Regions from separate parts of the Mus musculus genome. Here region 2 is linked to region 1. A link is a loop called in an ENCODE intact Hi-C map of the cell type or tissue named here. Cell type or tissue: left cerebral cortex. All regions are shown on one strand. Links, peaks and the distances in the headings refer to the core of each region. The heading gives the core; the rest is flanking DNA.

Region 1 (3,828 bases), core at 584-3,083:
ATAGGATGAAACCCATACTTGGCATCATTATTAGGCTACGAACCTATGCTAGGGAAGTCATAGGCCCTAGGGGAAAACTTACCACTTTATGCTGCTAGATAGTGTAAACTGACTTATTATTATACCCATAAATGAATGTATTTTCAACCCTCATCTAAGAGGCTTCTATTGCAGTAGATAGTTATTAACACAGTTGTTAATACTCACAACTGGCCAAGGTGCAGAGACTAAAAGACTACATATAACTCTTATTCCTAAAAGGGACATATGTAACACTCATATGTTACTCTCACAAGGCTCAGGGATCATTGTGAAAGGAAAAAAGGTAAGACCTGCAATGAAACCTCCTCTGGACACAGCATGCACCAACCCTGCGCAAGCCTAAGCCAGCATGGCAACTGCTGGCAATTCTGAGCGGCTGGGAGAGGGAGAGACAGTTTTCTCTAGGAGTGTAGCCTCCCTCCCACCCTTCAGTGGAAGACCACACATCCTAGACTATTTGGGTAGTACAAAGCAGTCTTGAAGGAGGGGTGGAGTATGGGATTGGTTGAGTCATCCATGGTGGATATGAACCAAACACATGATATGAAATTCTCAAAGAACTGATTTTTTTAATGTAAAAACAACTGCTTAATATTAAAAATCCACAAACTGTCCAAACAAGAGGCTCTCCTAAACTAGTCATCCTAGGATCTCTCACCTCTTACTCCTTCAATAGATGATTTTTGTTTTCTTGGGGCTTGTTGGATTTTTTTGGGGGGGTGGTGGTGGAGGGGGGATTGTTGTTTGTGTTTTGAGACAGTGTTTCTCCACATAACCCTGCTTGTTCTGGAACTTAATATGTAGACCAGGCTGGCCTTGAGCTCACAGAAATCCACCTTTCTCTGCCTCCCAAATACTGGGATTAAAGGTGTGCGCTGCCACTCCCGGATACAGTCTTTTAAGGAGTTGCCTCTTGATTTCCACAGGGTTTAGAATATCAAGCAATCAAGACTGTCTGATTTCTGCATGTGATGTCAACTTAGCAATGTTTCAATAGAACAAAGGGGATAACCAACTGGCCTCCTGTTCCCATTCTGAAGGAAAAGATGGAAGGACCCAGAACACCACACCAGGTGGCCAGCCTGGCTGTTGGACTATGACAAGGTGCGAGAGCCTGGGGTGAAGTGTTTCTGCGTGAGTGTGGTTCCCATTCTGGTATGTCCACCTGCACCGCTGGGCCTGATCCAACAAGTCCGGATCAAACAGGCTCCAGCTGGCCTAGTGCTTAGAGGCCAGAGTAGGGAAGACGCAGTACTGACCCTTCCTGCCCCGAGACCCGGCCCATGCCCTCCCTCTCCACCTCCCTCTATTCCCCACTCACTCCCTTGGTCCCCGGATCCTCACCAGCAGCGCCAGACACCATGCGCACATGGCGAGGGAACACAGAGGCAGTCTGCAGAGACAGCTCACCAGTCAGTCCTCACCTTGTTCTGCTGAGAGGCACTCCGCCTGCCGAGTCCCGCCTCTGGCATTACGTGGTTCCGGCCCGGTGAGCTTGAGCTTGAGTCCCAGGCGGCACCGCAGCGACCATATTTGTTGAGGGCAACCGGCTTCTGCTACCAAAGCGACGGAAACCTGAGCTCCCAGCCAGCAGGGGCGGGTCAAGGGTTGGGTCTCAATCTCACTGAGTCCTGAATGCTAAAACTTATTTGGGTCTCAGATTTGGATATTTTTAGCAAAATAAAAATCGAGAACCATGAGGTTCCAAACGCCACTCGGAAGCATTTTTAGTTGCATCATCCTGGCCTTTACATAGAAGGAACCTTTAAATGTGCTGTCCTTCCGAACAGGGCAGAGAACTGCATAGCTTCAGGGGCTGTGGATATTTAGTTCAAAGTTATCCGAGGTGAGGGGGAGTTTGAGAAAGCAAAACTAATTTTAAGTATTTTTTTAAGTATTATTTTAAGTATTAGATTTCAATTGTGTTTTCCTTGTCCCAAGTACTACTTTAAGGATAGAAGTAACTCAGATCAGACACACTACCAAAATCTTAAGACAGGAGCAATATCTCATTCGGTGCTTTAAATATACTAAAAAAAAAAAAAAAAAAAAAAAAAAAAAGCTCTGTAGCCAGCGCTATTCCAAATACATTACACACGAATTTATTTAGTTCTAAACTAAAGGGTAAATAGATGTATTTTGCCCCTGAGGCACAAACAACGCTGTAAATGCCTTCAGCAAAGCCTGCCAGGGTTTATCAAGCACAAATTCCAGAGGGCTTTGGAACTTCAGGTGTGTCTAAATGGGGGGGGGGGGGGGGGGCAAGAATTAAAACCATTCTTTAAAAAGACTCCATTAATAACATACCAGAGTTCTTTCTCCCATCCAGGGCAGCCAGCCCATTCCTCCCTCAGAAATAAGTTTATTGTGATGTAAGTAAACAGGTGTCAAGATAGAAAGAAGCCCAACAAAAAATAGGCACCATTAGAAAATGGGAAATTTTCCTGATTAAATGTTGCCCCTAGCCTCCTTGCTCCTCCAATGCTCCCACCCCCTACACCTTTTCCCTTCAAACAGTAAATACGTAAAAACTTCCAAAGAAATCTGACAATCACAATCTACAAGAAGACTCATTCACAAACTCAACACTCCCCAACCTTCTCCGGCTTGGATTTGGAGGACAGAGAAGGCACATACAACAGCACGTTTCCTTAAGAAGTACCTTGTAACTGGAACCTTCAGCTACCTGATTACTTTGGCCCTCAAATAAGCTTCTCTTCATTTAAGGGCTGAAGGCACAGATAGGAAACAGCTCTTCGAAGTAAAGGCATATTCTAAACATCAGTGGACTAGAAAGTACAGTAAGGAATTGAAACACAGCAAAGAGCAAGAATCAGATATTCAGTTAACAGAAATTTTAGGTCCATAATCAAGAAAAGTAAAAGGAAAAATGTAAATATACTAAAAAATTTACAAAAAAAATTTTAATAAGGACCTACTTGGGCATTCGGTCTAATAACCATTAAGAAACTTATCAAATGTCCTTCCTTTGGCAGCACATTTTAAACTAAAACCCAAGTGATCCAGAGAACATTAACATGGCCCCTACAAGAGGATGGCACACACATTTGGGAAGTAAAAACTCATCAAAAGGCAAATAATTGTGGAACAAAAGACAATCCCAAAGGCCACAGAGAGGGAAGTATTTTGTCACAGACACAAACTATAGCTAATAAAGGGGCCATTGCACTGGTTGCCAGGAACTTAAAATTCTAATCCTAGAGAAGTACCGACCCCTCCCACTGAGTATGTTTTTACTCTTCTTTACATCGAGGCAAAGGTTAGGGCTGGAGAGTTGAAAAGCTTGGAAACTGACTGGAAAGCAGGTGAGCTTAAGTACCAAGAGTCAGGAACTCCTGTGTATGACAATCAACTGAAAATGCAAAAAATGGTAAAAGAGCTCAGTGCTCCATTAAAAAGCAGAATCTTCCTCACTCTTCCCTTCTACTTCCCCTTCCCCAGTATATGTAAACGTCAAGAACAGTCACGTTGCTCAGCTAGTAACTTTGCAAAGCAAGATTTATGGTAAGGAATTTGCTGCCAAAGCTTTCCAGATACAACCAAATGTTGGGAGAAGCTATGAACACTGGGAACACTATAATACACAAGATGAAAAGAAACTAACATCCAGAAGCCTAAATGATTTAAGAATGTTTCGGTGTACAATGAGCCCCTACATCAACGAATGAGTTTCTGAAGCAACTAGAACAAAAGGGGAACAGATGAGTTTCAAGGTCAATGAAGAGTTCTGTTCAGCCTTGTGAACAAAGGGGATGGGGTTGCAGG
Region 2 (3,828 bases), core at 748-3,247, 320 kb after region 1:
ACACTCTCAGAGTTCTGGGGCCACTCTTCCAGTTTTTCCAGAAGCACTGGCATTAGTGACCATGGCAAGGCACTCTGGGTAGACTACATATCTTTTTCTCCTTCCTTTTTTTCTACCAGCACAGTTCCTGTTATAATAATTGGTTGTGGGCTATTTTAGCTAATGCAAAGGAAGAACAGCATAATCAACCAGAGTCACTCAAGTTTGAGCCTGGGCCCTGGCATCCCTCACAAGCAAGGCTCCACTAACTAATCCCCCCACAGGTCACAAAAAGCAGAAACAGGAGGTTGTCACATTGCAGTAGAGAACTAGAATGTTCAGTGGCACACACTGGGTTCATGTTTGGGGGATTGACATAAAGCCTGAGTAGTTCAGGCTAAGGGTTAGTTCTCCCCGTCATCATGGTCCAGATCTCCCACCTACCCACCATCATCCCCCTCATCATCATGCCTGCTAGCTTTCCATGAAGGATTGTCTAACTAGTTGGGAGAACATGAGATTCCTTGGAAAATTCAAATTTCTTCAGTCCATTGTTTCAATAGTCTATTAGTCGGATTGAAAGACACAAGCATCTCTCTGGAACATCTTCATTTCTACCAGCTCAGTTACAATATAAGTGCATAAATTTTCTTCTCATATTTCAAATAAGATTCTAATCCAAAGGCAGCCATCTTCAGTTTTAAAATCAATGACTCATTCCATATAAATCCAAATTAAACTATTAAACTAGTATTTCTTATGAACATTTTGTTTCTTTTCCTTCTATACACCCTTTACTTAAATCTCAGTTTAAAGCAGTTATCAAAAAACAAACTTGCAGACAAATGAAAGAAGCAGTCATGTGGTCATGAGTTAAGCCCTGGGGGTAAGTCCACGTGCTGCTTCCTCACAAAAGACCTACCTGTGCTGCATCTCTGCTTCTTTGTGAGCCAAGTGGCTATAATTGTAGCATTGACCTCGAGGAATAAATGGAAGAGTTAAATGAGATTAAACAGCGATGCACTCTGCCTTTCTCCTAATGAGATGAGCAAGAAAACTAACTGTTTAAGTTACATGAAAGAAACCACTCTTTGATTCTAGCCTCACCATGTTAGCCAAGGAAATTTTCACACAATTAAATGCTAACCACTTTACTTCAAATAGTATCTTGGTAGTTTATGTTGACACAAATACATAGCTTTCAATTAAAGGGGAATAAGAATTGGTCTGTTCTGGAGCCAAAGATGACCTAGGAACCCTAGGAACACAGTTTTAGGGTTTTAGAATTTACCTTAAATTCTAGGTTCCAAAGCATTTTCCTGAAGTTTCTATAGAAACAGTATAAAAATAGTCATAAATAAATAATGATGCTTTTAAAAGATTTTTTTTTAAGTTTAAAAAAAAATTGTTGGTGGACACAGTGAGTAGGTAGCTACAACCCAGTGGAGAAACCTCAGCTATAGGCCTTAGATGCCACGTGATGATGCTCTTAGCCCCTTAGTTTGTGAAAAACTAGAGTGTTGTCAAGTTTATTCATTCTAAAAGTGTTTTGTTCTTTCATCCGTCTGGACGCTGGTCCAGCTTTATCTACTAGTGGCAGGATGTTAAGTCTAACACAGAGTTGGGGTAAAGAATGGCTGTTTACTAGGTAAATAATAAATATGCCAACATGAACTGTAATTCGGCTTTAGAATTGCAACATCCCATCCTTCCCGCAACGCTGAGATTCTAACCAGTCAATAGTGTTTGCGGCCACAGACCTTACAGGAAGTCTTTTTCATGCTTGTCTTTACTACAATTTGGCCAGGTCAGTTATAATCAAAATAAATTTAAAGACTCTCTCTTATTTTTAGTTGAGAAATATTATCCCTTCTTGAATATTCTGAACACTTAATTTGATGCAAAGGTGACAATGTGAACTGGGCCCTAGAATAGTACTGCCTCCATGTTTTATTCATTCAGCTGCCACCGAGCATCTGTCACATCCTCAAAGTTTCTTAGGGCTCACGTGTAGGTGGGGTATGCTTCCACCAAGCAACAGTATGATATTCCTACAGACTTGGAGGAACAATTAACGTGTTTGGTTGAGTTAAATTACATGAGGTTTAACTAAATGAGGTAAGGTTGTTTTCTTATTTTAAGAAACAAACTATAAAGTACAGCAACTGGCAAGGCAACAGCTATGCCCGTTTCCTTTTTGAATGTTTTAACCCTAAGCATTTATGAAAATAAATGTGAGTGCCATAGCCACTTACCCACAAAACCTGTGTTTGAAACAGCAGCTTGTCAACAATGAGTTTATGCTTCCTTGGTTTCTACTGGTACCTTCAAAGAACCAAAGCATTTTAGTAATGGTGGGACTCTTCAGGAAAAAAATGTATTTTTAATATTAAGAAGGACCTTCTGTTCTGAGCACATCTTTATTTTTACTTGCCAGTCATCTCTTGGAATTAACTACTAAGCTAAGCCCACCTAATATTTTCTACTAATTTTATTTTCTGCTGTGTCTATAGAATGATAGTGGGAAAGTAAATCATATCCAGGCATGGATGTTCTGTAGAATGTTCACTATTTGATCCTTCAAAGATCTTCACCATTACTTTTTACTTTCTCTCCATTTTGACCAAAAGGTTAATAGAATACATGCAATAATCCTGGAAGGAAAAGGAAATGATATCTTTTGTCCTCTGATTTTGTCCTGGGTGTGAGCATGGTCTGAGGCAGGAGGAAAGCAGTACAGAGTTGGATGGGGGCTGGCTGTGTTCTGAGCCCTTCAGGGTCTCCAGAGATTGAGAGAATTATTTACTAGAGTTTATGTGGTCAATTTGCATACCTCAGTACATTATGAAACAGAAATGCTGTTCCTGAATTTTGTTTAGTTAGTCTGTACTAACATCAGTAGAAGCAATGTGCATACTAATAAGTCACAAAATCTATAGATACATTGATTTCTATAGTTTCTCTGTATCTGTTTGGTTTACTTTTGTCTATCCCACTTCTCTGTTTCAAATTTTCTTGTATCAGTCTTCCTGCCTTTTATCTACAGCCTTTGTCTATTATCTATTCCTCTTTCCAGTGCACTGTTTGGCTTTTCTGACTCCTCCTCCATATAATCTGGACAAACCATGATTTCCATGAGATGTTTGGCTCCCCATCTTACCGTCTAATGTCCCTTTATAGGAATTTACATCCTTGGACCACCAGTTCCTTGATCCATCTTGGAAATGCACTGTCTGAGAGTTTCAGTCCCCTTTAACTCTGAAAATAAGTCTTTTGATAGTCTTCTGTTGTTTTAATTATGATGCCCTCATATCCATATGATCAGGTGTATTTTCCATAATCCAACAAAGCTTTTGTGATAAATACTTCACTCCCTTCAAACAAGCCTGTCTCCTTCACTGGAATAAAATAAGGCTCGTTAAGTTTTTCCCTAGTGTTCCTTCGTGATGTCACCTTCTAACCAAGACAATTCAAGTAGCTACAGAATCAGACTCTGACCACATGTATTGATTAGTGTATGTGGCATAGATCAAGAGTCAAAACATATTCGGATTTTTCCTTTCCTCCTCTTTTTTCCTCTCCATTTTCCTCTTTCTCTTCCTTCTTCTTTCTCCTCCTCTTCTTTTCTCCTGCTTTTCTTCTTCCTTCTCTTCCTTTTCCTTAATAATTTGTGTCAAAAATGACATGGTTATAGTAAACTGACACAAAAACTAGATTTCCCATTTTATTTGTTGTTTCTTATGGTGATCTTTGTTTTACAGTCATGTTTTTTATAACAGTGCCATAGCAATGCATATGAATGTCTTGACTATCTTGTTCATAGGTGAATGTCCTATACTCCATAATTCC

What was found. Hi-C counts contacts between places; a loop is a spot of excess contacts. Peaks named below come from ENCODE experiments on the same cell type or tissue, not always from the same donor. Only the 100,000 strongest peaks of a DNase experiment are listed, where the experiment ranks them.
Region 2: it touches region 1 in a loop (3-fold over the local background); 2 of 42 quality-filtered maps call a loop at or near these places.

The regions. Positions count from the first base shown.
Region 1 is chr13:14,627,923-14,631,750 of GRCm38, reverse strand. AW209491 (expressed sequence AW209491) reads right to left here and starts at 1,493. Exons shown (of 2, transcript NM_134067.4): 1 at 1,387-1,493. In left cerebral cortex, for the core only: a CTCF peak has its summit at 1,655; a DNase peak (open chromatin) is centred at 1,538; H3K4me3 peaks cover 1,350 bases; H3K27ac peaks cover 937 bases.
Region 2 is chr13:14,311,765-14,315,592 of GRCm38, reverse strand. It overlaps Hecw1 (HECT, C2 and WW domain containing E3 ubiquitin protein ligase 1), which reads left to right. Exons shown (of 29, transcript NM_001081348.3): 11 at 3,803-3,828. Among named protein-coding and RNA genes, the nearest start is that of Gm30893, 210 kb to the left of the region's middle. In left cerebral cortex, for the core only: no CTCF peak of the experiment used is centred there; a DNase peak (open chromatin) is centred at 1,933.